2 separate regions of the Homo sapiens genome follow, and region 2 is linked to region 1. A link is an interaction called in ENCODE POLR2A ChIA-PET data of the cell type or tissue named here. Cell type or tissue: CD4-positive, alpha-beta T cell. All regions are shown on one strand. Each heading gives the region's core, and the rest is flanking DNA. Links, peaks and the distances in the headings are about the cores only.

What was found. Peaks named below come from ENCODE experiments on the same cell type or tissue, not always from the same donor. Only the 100,000 strongest peaks of a DNase experiment are listed, where the experiment ranks them.
Region 2: POLR2A ChIA-PET joins it to region 1 with 13 read pairs; 5 of 35 experiments call an interaction of 5 or more read pairs at or near these places.

Annotation. Positions count from the first base shown.
Region 1 is chr13:73,699,609-73,704,992 of GRCh38, forward strand. All of the region lies in intron 7 of KLF12 (KLF transcription factor 12), which reads right to left. Among named protein-coding and RNA genes, the nearest start is that of LINC00393, 40 kb to the left of the region's middle. In CD4-positive, alpha-beta T cell, for the core only: no CTCF peak of the experiment used is centred there; DNase peaks (open chromatin) are centred at 2,973 and 3,303; H3K4me3 peaks cover 1,109 bases; H3K27ac peaks cover 3,863 bases.
Region 2 is chr13:73,041,842-73,047,225 of GRCh38, forward strand. No RefSeq gene overlaps it. Among named protein-coding and RNA genes, the nearest start is that of KLF5, 14 kb to the right of the region's middle. In CD4-positive, alpha-beta T cell, for the core only: no CTCF peak of the experiment used is centred there; no DNase peak of the experiment used is centred there.

The sequences.
Region 1 (5,384 bases), core at 215-5,214:
CCCACCTCACCTCCAGCTCCTTTAAATACTGTTGTATTAAAATAGCCACTGTGAACACTGATGAGTTACCTTCCTATTGAGTCTGGGAAGTGGGGTTACAACATGAGAAGGATCAGAAAGTAGAAGCTGAGATGTTTGGAACTGTTTCTAAGATGGCTATTTTAAAGGCAGAAGCAGCAGGGAAAACAGCACCTGGTAGAGCAAGGGTTTGTCTGAGCCCATAAATGTAGAGTGGGGAAACAGTGCAAGTGAAGTGTGATCAAGTGTAATAAACAATCGTGAAAAACAAGGGAAGAGGCCTCAGAAATACAAGAGGCAGATACTTCCCTACTCCACGAATAAAATCAATAAAAATGATATATAAATTATAAGCTAGGCCAGATGCGGTGGTTCATGGCAGTAATCCCAGCACTTAGGGAGGCTGAGGTGAGAGGATCAATCACTTGAGGCCAGGAGTTCAAGACCAGCTTGGGCAATATAGCAAAACCTTATGTCTATCAAATAAATAAATCAGCTGGTGTGGTGACGTGCATCTGTAGTCCCAGCTACTTGGGAGGCTGAGGCATGAGAATCACTTGAACCCAGGAGGTGGAGGTTGCAGTGAGCTGAGATGGTGCTACCGCACTCTAGCCTGGGTGACAGAGCAAGACTCTGTCTCAAAAAATAAATAAATAAATTAATTAATTAATTAAAAAGAAAAAATAATAATAAAAAAATTTATAAGCTATTTGGGGCTAAGTAACTAATGAAGGCATGTAATAAGGAATGAAAACCTTTCCTATGTGGGGGAGGGGGAAGAAAGTATATCAGAAAACAGTAATTTAATTATCTAAGTGATAAAATGAATTTTCCTTGAAATTTTCCTTATAAAAACATACACTTTTACGATCCCCCCAAAAATCCTATGCATAATATTCTTCGCTCCCATTGCCCCATTAATAAAATTAGAATTTAAGCATTCTCTCACCATGCTTAAAAAAAAAAGAAAACAATATCTTCAATTCTCTCCTCAAAATTAGAGGCTGAGTTATGGGGGTAGGGGAAGAGAAGATGGCTACTGTGTCCAGCCAGAGAGCTCAAGAGAGACCTGTTTTCATTATATACGCCCAGTGCCTAGTATTTCATTAAAAAAAACAAAACAAAACAGGAAAGAAAGTCTATAAGTGCTCTCTTTAGACTAGTGAAATTTTAGAAATGGATACCAAAAATTTGAGTAGCTACTGCATTGTGTTTTAACAGGACACTGTATCTTATGTTTGTGCTTTGAAGCAATTTAAAGCACACAATCTTATAAACACATTAAGACAGCAGAAACTAACTTCATGATGAGAGTAAAAAAACTAATTAGAAAGATAATTAAGTTTGTAAGATATCCAGTAGTATGTGTAAATGAGCCCTGAAAGGCTATCATAAAGAACAGAATTGTCTTTTTTGTCTTCTTTCCTTTAAAAACTTGCTAGAAAATAGAAAGCTAAATATAATTTTTAAGAAGTCAGCAGCAGGGACAGAATGGTGAATTTTCCATGAAAATGTTCCTATGAAAAGAGTTGGCTGGGACAATAAATGGAGTCAGACCCCTCCCAGGGCCTGGGCTGCTGCTGCACCTGGGCGACTCTGCATCAGGTTGAGCAGTGGTGATCAGAAACTTGATTTCTATTAATTTCTTTAGAAATAATGCATTTCCCCTAAACTCATTTGAATTAGAATTCTTCAAATTACTTGAATTCTGTAACACACATAAGAGGAATGTGCAAATGTGTTATTCAAAACTATTTTCTCTGGAAATAAGCTAAAAATAAAGACAGCCTACCTACCTTCTTTGCTTCTTTTGTCTAACTCACAAGTACACAGTCAACCTCTTTTGACAATAGTCTTTAAAAATGTGTTTTATGTTTTTCTGAATAATCTAAAGTTTTGACTTTACTTTGATTTGATAATCTTTGATTTTGGTTTCTTATATTAAATCTATGAAAGAGCAAACTTACAGAAAAAGGTATTGTGCATTTCTTTGCCAATAAATCTTAATAAGTTTTTTTTGTTTTTAAGTTGAGACATTACATTTTTGATGTAAAGAGAAAAATCAAAGGACACTAGTTGGGTAACGGGTGGCTAGCTGGGTGATACCATGCCAGTGCTTGGTGTATAGCTTATTAACTTCTAGGTCTTCAATTCTGAAGGGATGGTCTCTATGTCCCATGATAAATCCTTAGGCCACTTCCAGGTTTTGTATTTAAAAAAAAAGAATATGACCATTTTCACCACAACCTGTGCTTCTCCAGTTCTGTGAAAAACCTGGACTAAACTAGGAAAACTTCTGAAAAAGAAACGTGTTAACCAACACTAATAAGAAGAGCATCTGTTTTTTAAAGTGAAATAGTCCTCTAAATGTTAAAAAAGACGACATACCACACACACACACAAAAAAAGGGTGGGGGAGGTGTGGTTGTTATTGTTCATCCTGAAAACTCTGTAACTCCATTTCGGAGTTCATGTTAAATACAACTTTCTATGTATATGCAGCATATAAAAATGTAGGTATTATTTAAATAGACTAAGTGTTCTGGGAAAACAAAAACTCACATCAGGGTTTTGTTTTGTTTTTTCTTGAAATAACCAACTGATGGATTATGAAAACGGCTGTCTCTTTCAATTTTGGTTAAAGAAAAGGATTAAGAGTCACTAAGTGCATTTCCATGACATTTACCCAGCAGAAGGCAGAATAAAGTCTAAAGAAAACACCAGGTATTGAATGGATTCCCAAAACCCACCAAACAAAAATAACTTTTTCAGGTACCTCCCATTTCGCCATCTGAAATGCTGAAAGGTACATGTGTACTGAGACAAAAGACAGGTGCCCTTTCATATTAAAATGACGTGTGAGCAACGCACATAAGAGGAATGTGCAGTTTGAAAAAGCCTGTGTTAAACAAAACATCCATGTTCTCATCAGCTTCTCTATTATTTTCTCAAGCAACTGAAAAGGAACACCTTTTGCAACAGGAAGCACAGGCATTTTCTTAGGTTCAGAAGTGCATTTCTGAAACGTGTCCCTGTTTAACTTTTATAAAGTTACGGGGCCCCAGACACTGACAAATGAGCTTCATTACATTCAAGGCTCAACGTATTTGCTGTGACAATCTGTTTCACTTGAGGAATGGTATTTGCATATGAGGAAAAAAACAAGAATCAAGATTCCTATCTTGTCTTCTGGTTTCTGTTACATTAGTTCATGAAAGTTCACAGAATCTAGATCTGGAAGGAAATTAGGTACCTTCAAGATGAGGAAACTGAAACCTAGAGGCGGGGAAAGAGCTGAGATTACAAGGCCCCTGACTTGTCTGCAGACAGACCAGGCGGCTATACCTCTTCATAGTTTACGGCAGCATACAATACCACAGGTTTTGAAATCTGAAAGAGCACACAGCCATATACAGGCTTAGTCACCTATATGAGATTGATCCAAGGCCAAAAAGTTAAGCTTTCTGAAAGCTTCCCAGTTTGAAAGTTTCCCAGTTTCCTCATCTGTAAAACAGGAATGCCATTTACTCCTGCAGCACTGTTGGGAAACTCAAAAATACACACACTACATACCTGGCAAATAATACCCACTCAATAAAGGATATTTTATATTTACAAAATTCAGGGTATTTCTGTTTTTATAAAGAAATAAAAATAATATAAAGTTAAAAATGGATCCTGTTTGCTATTTTTTCAGCAATTAATTATAGTTTTGGGGTAAGCAGATGCCAATCCTGATGCGATTTTCTTAACATTTTAAAGTATAAAGGTACTTTATAGGCCAAGCAGACCAATCTATTCCATAATGTCCATTTGGTCCTGTCAATTCAATCAAATAAGTAATCAATATGCCAGTCTCCATCCTACTGAATTGCCTGGACTGAATTAATTGGCTATCTTTTTCATTAGGTATTATGAAGACCAAGTGGGTTCCTTCTTTCCTCCTCTAAATAATACTGCATATTCTCTAATAAGTATTGTTGATAAAAATTATATTTGCTAAAGCATATAGTACTTTCCATGTACCATACTTTGCTCTAAGAGCTTTATGGATATTACCTCATTTAATTTTGATAACTTCCTAAAGAAGTCGTTGCAATAACTAACCCCACTTCACCCAGTGTCGTCACCCAGTTAGCATGTGTCTCAATTGCCACTCACCCTGCCTCTCAACATTTTAAATTAGTGCTGTCATAAACCAGGATATCTGGTCAGAACTGGGCACGGAGACTGCAAATGTGAGCTACTACTCACAGGACAGACAATAGTGTTAACAAACACAGGCTAGCCCTTCTCACCCAGAAATCCGATATAAGTGAACTAAAATATCCCATAATAAAAGTGAACTTTAGTGTAAGTAAAAAGTTCAAGGTCAAAAGACAATATTTTATTTGGCTGTTCTGAGTTTTCATTTCTACGTAGTGACCTTTCTTTTCCTATGTGACTGGTTACTTTTTCCTTGGTTTCTTTTGCAGAGACCTCTTCCTTTACCTGTTGCATAAACGTTTCCAAAGATTTTGACTTAACTTCTCGCGTGGCAGGTGTTCCTCTTGGCTCATATGTCTTCCACTACAACCTATAAGGGAAAAGACTCCTAAGCAGCTATACCTCAGTCTCTCTCCTAAGCGCCAGAGAGGGAGACAGGACATTTCCAACTGGTGGTCTGAAAGCATCTTCAATATGAGCAAAACTTGCTCAGCATTTGCCACCTAAACATGTTCCTCTTCCGGTTTTTCTGGAAAAACAGTAATTCCATCTACTCAGGTACCAAATCGTCAATGTCTCCAGTTGGAGAGATTTCTTGGACTCTTCCCTCTGTGTGACTCCCTGCCTGCCCCACTCTGATAATTACATCTGCCAGTTCTGCCTTCTAAAATCTATCCAGCAATCCTCCCAGTTTATCCCCACAGTGGTGGTCTACCTTGCTTTAGGTCCTTTCCACCTTTTACCAGGACCAGTTTCTAATGATTCTGTTTCTCCGTCTTGCCTCCTATGCACACCAATTTATTGTCCATGCTGTAGAGAAAGAAAACTTTTTGAAAGATAATCTGATCATGCCACTTGTTGGCCCCATAGTACCCTGAGACACTCTCTTCACACCACGCTGTGATTGAAGGTTTTCCTCTCTGTCCGACTCAGCAGTGCCGACTCAGCAGTGCCGTACTGTGGATGACTTTGAGCCTTCTTACCACTGTATCCCCAGGGCCTAACACATTAGTGCTGTGTGCTAATAAAGACTTGTTGATCAAAGGAGTGAAACTACTTTAATTTAAATACTTTGTTCTTTTAAAAATAGAACATAGGAGGGTCAACATAAGAGTAATCTATTTTGTGAGACAAAGAGAGTACACTGTTTACATTCTATC
Region 2 (5,384 bases), core at 62-5,061, 660 kb before region 1:
TCATGACTTTGTGATCTACCTGCCTCAGCCTCCCAAAGTGCTGGGATTACAGGTGTGAGCCACCGCACCCAGCCGACTTGGCTTCTTAAACATTAAACATACTGGATTGTTGCTACATGTCACAATGGCCAGTGTGTTTGTATACTGATATCACTGAATTGAGGTGGCACTGGTATTAAGTATCCTCTCTTTAGTTTTTGTAAATTTCTGAAAAATTAACATATTATAACTCCAATGATGACATATTACCAGGATCATACAAACAAATGCATTCAACCACCTCACCAAACAAACAAGGCGAAGTGTAAACCAGGATGCTTTATGGAGGAAAAAAATGAATAGACTTAATCAAATATTCATGGTGAGAGGGATAGAGATTTTCCAGAGACATATCAACCGAAAATAATTGGGCAGGAAAATTGAAAGGATCAGACTTTCTTTCATAAGTTGACTTTGTAAAATGCTACATAGCAAGCATCACATTGATCATTCTGCTGGTTCCTTTTCAGGAGCTGCTGCCAGTGCTTTGTATCTTACAGCATATGTGGAGTAGATTAAGAAACTAAACTCAGTTATTGTGAGGTTCTAACATTTTTTAAACAGGTAAACACAAGGCCTCTCTTTCTCTTTGTATCTTTATTTTATTTTATTTGTATTATTGTTTTAAAATTTATTATTCTTTTTTTTTTTTTTTTTTTTTTGAGATGGAGTCTCGCTCTGTCGCCCAGGCTGGAGTGCAGTGGCGCAGTCTCTGCTCATTGCAAGCTCTGCCTCCCGGGTTCATGCCATTCTCCTGCCTCAGCCTCCCGAGTAGCTGGGACTACAGGCGCCTGCCACCACGCCTGGCTAATTTTTTGTATTTTCAGTAGAGACAGAGTTTCACCATGTTAGCCAGGATGGTCTCGATCTCCTGATCTCGTGATCCACCCACCTCGGCCTCCCAAAGTGCTGGGATTACAGGCGTGAGCCACCGCGCCTGGCCTTATTATTCATTTTTTAAAATAGAGACAAGGTCTTGCTATGTTGGCCTGGCTGGTCTCAAACTTGTGGCCTCAAGCAATCCTCTTGCCTCAGCCACCGAAACTGCTGGGATTACAGGCGTGAGCCACCATGCCCAGCCTAGAGATCTTCTTGTGTCAGTACAGATATAGACACTTTATTCTGTTAAAATTGCTGAATAGGCCAGGTGCGGTGGCTCACGCCTGTAATCCCAACACTTTGGGAGGCCGAGGCAGGCAGATCATGAGGTCAGGAGTTCAAGACCAACCTGGCCAACATGGTGAAACTCCATCTCTACTAAAAATACAAAAATTAGCTGGGCGTGGTGGCGCGTGCCCGTAATCCCAGCTACTTGGGAGGCAGAGGCAGGAGAATCGCTTGAACCTGGGAGGCGGAGGTTGCAGTGAGCCAAGAGTGTACCACTGCACTCCAGCCTGGTGGGGGTTGCAGTGAGCCGAGACCGCGCCACTGCACTCCAGCCTGGTGACAGAGCCAGACTCCATCTCCAACAAAAAAAAAATTGCTGAATAGTAGTACATGGTGTGGATGTACTAGAGTTTACTTAATCATTTACTTGATCATTACATACTTACTGTTGGATATTTAGATGGCTGCTGATTTTTCATTATGACAAACAGTGCTGCAATAAACATTCTGCTATGCCTATCTTTGTGCACATTTGAATAATTTTGAGGAACAAATTCTTAAAAATGGAATGTCAAAGTGTATGACACTTTTATGTGTGTGTGTGTGTATGCATATATATATTTTTTTATTTTTTATTTTTGTAAAGATGGGGTTTTGCCCATGTTGCTCAGGCTGGTCTCAAACTCCTGAGCTCAAGCAGTTCACCCACCTCAGCCTCCCAAAGTGCTAGGATTAAAGGTGTGAGTCGCCACACCCAGCCGAAATTTTATATTTAACAGATCCATGAAATTGCCCTCTGTACAGATATATATTTTACAAAGTCCACAAGAAGTTATATTTTTACTGACATTATGAGACTTTCAGTTTCCTCTACATCCTCCTGGAATCTTTCTCATTTTTGTACATCAGTTGAACAAAATGCTATTCCATTACTGTTTTAATTTGCATTTTCCTCATAGTCAGGGGGTTGGAAATCTTTTCCTATGTTTATTGGCCATTTGTATGTCTTTTTTGTGAATTGCCTATTTACTCCTATTGCCTAATTTTTTGTTTGTCGCATTATCTTTTTTTTTTTTTTTTTTTTTGAGATGGAGTTTTGCTCGTTGCCCAGGCTGGAGTGCAATGGCACGATCTTGGCTGACCACAGCCTCCGCCTCCTGGGTTCAAACAATTCTCCTGCCTCAGCCTCCCAAGTAGCTGGGATTACAGGCACCCACCACCACACCTGGCTAATTTTTTTTTTTCTTCCTGAGATGGAGTCTCGTTCTGTCACCAGGCTGGAGTGCAGTGGCGTGATCTCAGCTCACTGCAACCTCCACCTCCTGGGTTTAGGTGATTCTCCTGCCTCAGCCTCCCTAGTAGCTGGGATTACAGGCATGTGCCACCACACCCAGCTAATTTTTTTGTATTTTTAGTAGAGACGGTGTTTCACCGTGTTGGCCAGGATGGTTTCAATCTCTTGACCTTGTGATCTGCCCACCTCAGTCTCCCAAAGTGTTGGGATTACAGGCGTGAGCCACTGCGCCCGGCTAATTTTTGTATTTTTAGTAGAGACAGGGTTTCTCCATGTTGGTCAGGCGGGTCTCGAACTCCTGACCTCAGGTGATCCACCTGCCTCAGCCTCCCAAAGTGCTGGGATTACATGCGTGAGCCACTATGCCTGGCCAGTTTATCTTTTTCTTTAAATAGCTTTTTAAAGAATGTCTTTTGTGATTGTGAATATTAATCTTTTGCTGCAAATAATTTCTCCTAGTCACTTACTATTTTGGGAACTTGAGGGTAGAGGGGTCACTTATCATTTAACTTTTTTTTTTTTGTCAGGGGATAGAGTCTCACTCTGTCACCCAGGCTGGAGAGAATGGTGAGATCACAGCTCACTGTAGCCTCAACCTGATAGGCTCAAGCAATCCTCCTGCCTCAGCCTCCCAAGTAGCCAGGACTACAAGCATGAGCCACTGCACCTGGCTATGTCTTTTAACTTTATGATCACACTGATTCACAAGACTTTCCATTATGTTAGAAATTCTCCTGGACTTTATTACATAAATTATTTACACATCATGGAGAAATCTGATTTGATCCATTTAGGGGCTAATTGTTCTCATCAATTTATGTAATCTGTGTTGAACCCTAAGCACCAAGCTAGTTCTTGCCCGGAATTCCCTCCGCTTTCCTCCTATCTACCGTTTTGCAGTTTGCAGAGACTTGCGCTTTCTTTAAGGGTTAATCCAAGTATCAAAGTCCACAGTGATCTCTCTCTTCCTGGTTCACCATGCATTTGGGACATGATAAAGTTTTGTATTTTGCATGTGTATATATTGTAACTTAAACTAGATGGGATTCTATTCAACTGAAGCAGCTTCGCTTTTGTCTGGACTCTCAGTGTTTTTACTCATAGGAGTCCAGTACGTATCTGTTGGTTGTTTTAAAAATACTTTATCATAGGAAAATCTTCAATGACTCCTTTCTCCCTCATACATACACGCTGTGGGCAATTTGCATCGGCATCTCTTCAATCATCCTTTGTGTGTGCTCTGTCTTCTGTTGCCACGTGCCATTAGGCCACCCTGCTCATTATGTCTGGGATTCCAAACCTCAACAATAATGTTGTGAACAGTGTTAAGGATCTCATTTCTGCCGGGCGCGGTGGCTCACACCTGTAATCCCAGCACTTTGGGAGGCCGAGGGGGGCGGATCACAAGGTCAGGAGTTCGAGACCATCCTGCCGAACATGGTGAAACCCCATCTCTACTAAAAATACAAAAAAAAAAAAAAATTAGCCGGGGGTGGTGGCAGACGCCTGTAGTCCCAGCTACTCGGGAGGCTGAGGCAGGAGAATGGCGTGAACCCAGGAGGTGGAGCTTGCAGTGAGTCGAGATCGCACCACTGCACTGCAGCCTGGGCGACAGAGCAAGACTCTGTCTCAAACAAAAAAAAAAAAAAAAAAGGATCCCATTTCCTCAAAACGTTCTGGTGGCATAAAAAGAAGAATCTAGTATTTTTCACATTTGAAAGATATATCTTTAAAGTCCAACTGGTGCCTGGCATGGGTCTTTATTTCATGCTACCTCAGATCTGCCTTCTCAAACACATTGCAGAGCGCGATGTCGGGATGGCCCCACTAAGATCAAACCCCATGGTCCTTGACAGCAGGTTTTTTGGCTTTTCAAAATTAAACCCAGGTTGGGCACGGTGGCTCACGCCTGTAATTCCAGCACTTTGGGAGGCCAAGGCGGGCGGATCACGACGTCAGGAGTTCAAGACCAGCCTGGCCAACATAGTGAAACCTCGTCTCTACTAAAAATACAAAAATTACCCAGTCATGGTGGCACATGCCTGTAGTCCCAGCTACTTGGGAGGCTGAGGCAGGAGAATCGCTTGAACCCGGGAGGTGGAGGTTGCAGTGAGCCGAGATCGCACCATTGCACTCCAGCTTGGGCAACAGAGTGAGACTTCATCTCAAAAACAAAAACAAAAACAAAAACAAAAAACACCTAATCAAAACTACATTAAAATAAAATTGATATTTTATTGTTTGAATTGTGCATATTATTACCACTGCCTCTACTATGTTTACCTTTTTTTTTTTTTTTTTTTGAGACAGAGTCTTGCTCTGTCGCCCAGGCTGGAGTGCAGTGGCGCCATCTCGGCTCACTGCAAGCTCCGCCTCCCGGGTTCAAGCAATTCTCCTGCCTCAGCCTCCCAAGTAGCTGGGACTACAGGCTCCCGCCACCACACCTGGCTAATTTTTTGTATTTTTAGTACAGACACAGTTTCACTGTGTTAGCCAGGATGGTCTCGATCTCATGACCTCGTGATCTGCCTGCCTTGGCCTCCTAAAGTGCTGGGATTACAGGTGTGACCCACCGCGCCCGGCCTTTTTTTTTTTTTTCTTGTGACGGAGTATCACTCTTGTTGCCCAGGCTGGAGTGCAATGGCATGACTTTGGCTCACTGCAACCTCTGCCTCCCGGGTTCAAGAGATTCCCCTGCCTCAGCTTCCTTAGTAGCTGGGATTACAAGTGCCCACTACCACTCCCAGCTAATTTTTTTGTATTTTTAGTGGAGATGGGGTTTCACCATGTTGGCCAGGCTGGTCTCAAACTCCTGACCTCAAGTGAGCCACCTGCCTTGGCCTCCCAAAGTGCTGGGATTATAGGCATGAGCCACCGCCCCCGGCCTATCCTAATATTTTTTAAAGACATAACGGCAGTAATGTTCTTTCTGACATTTTCATTT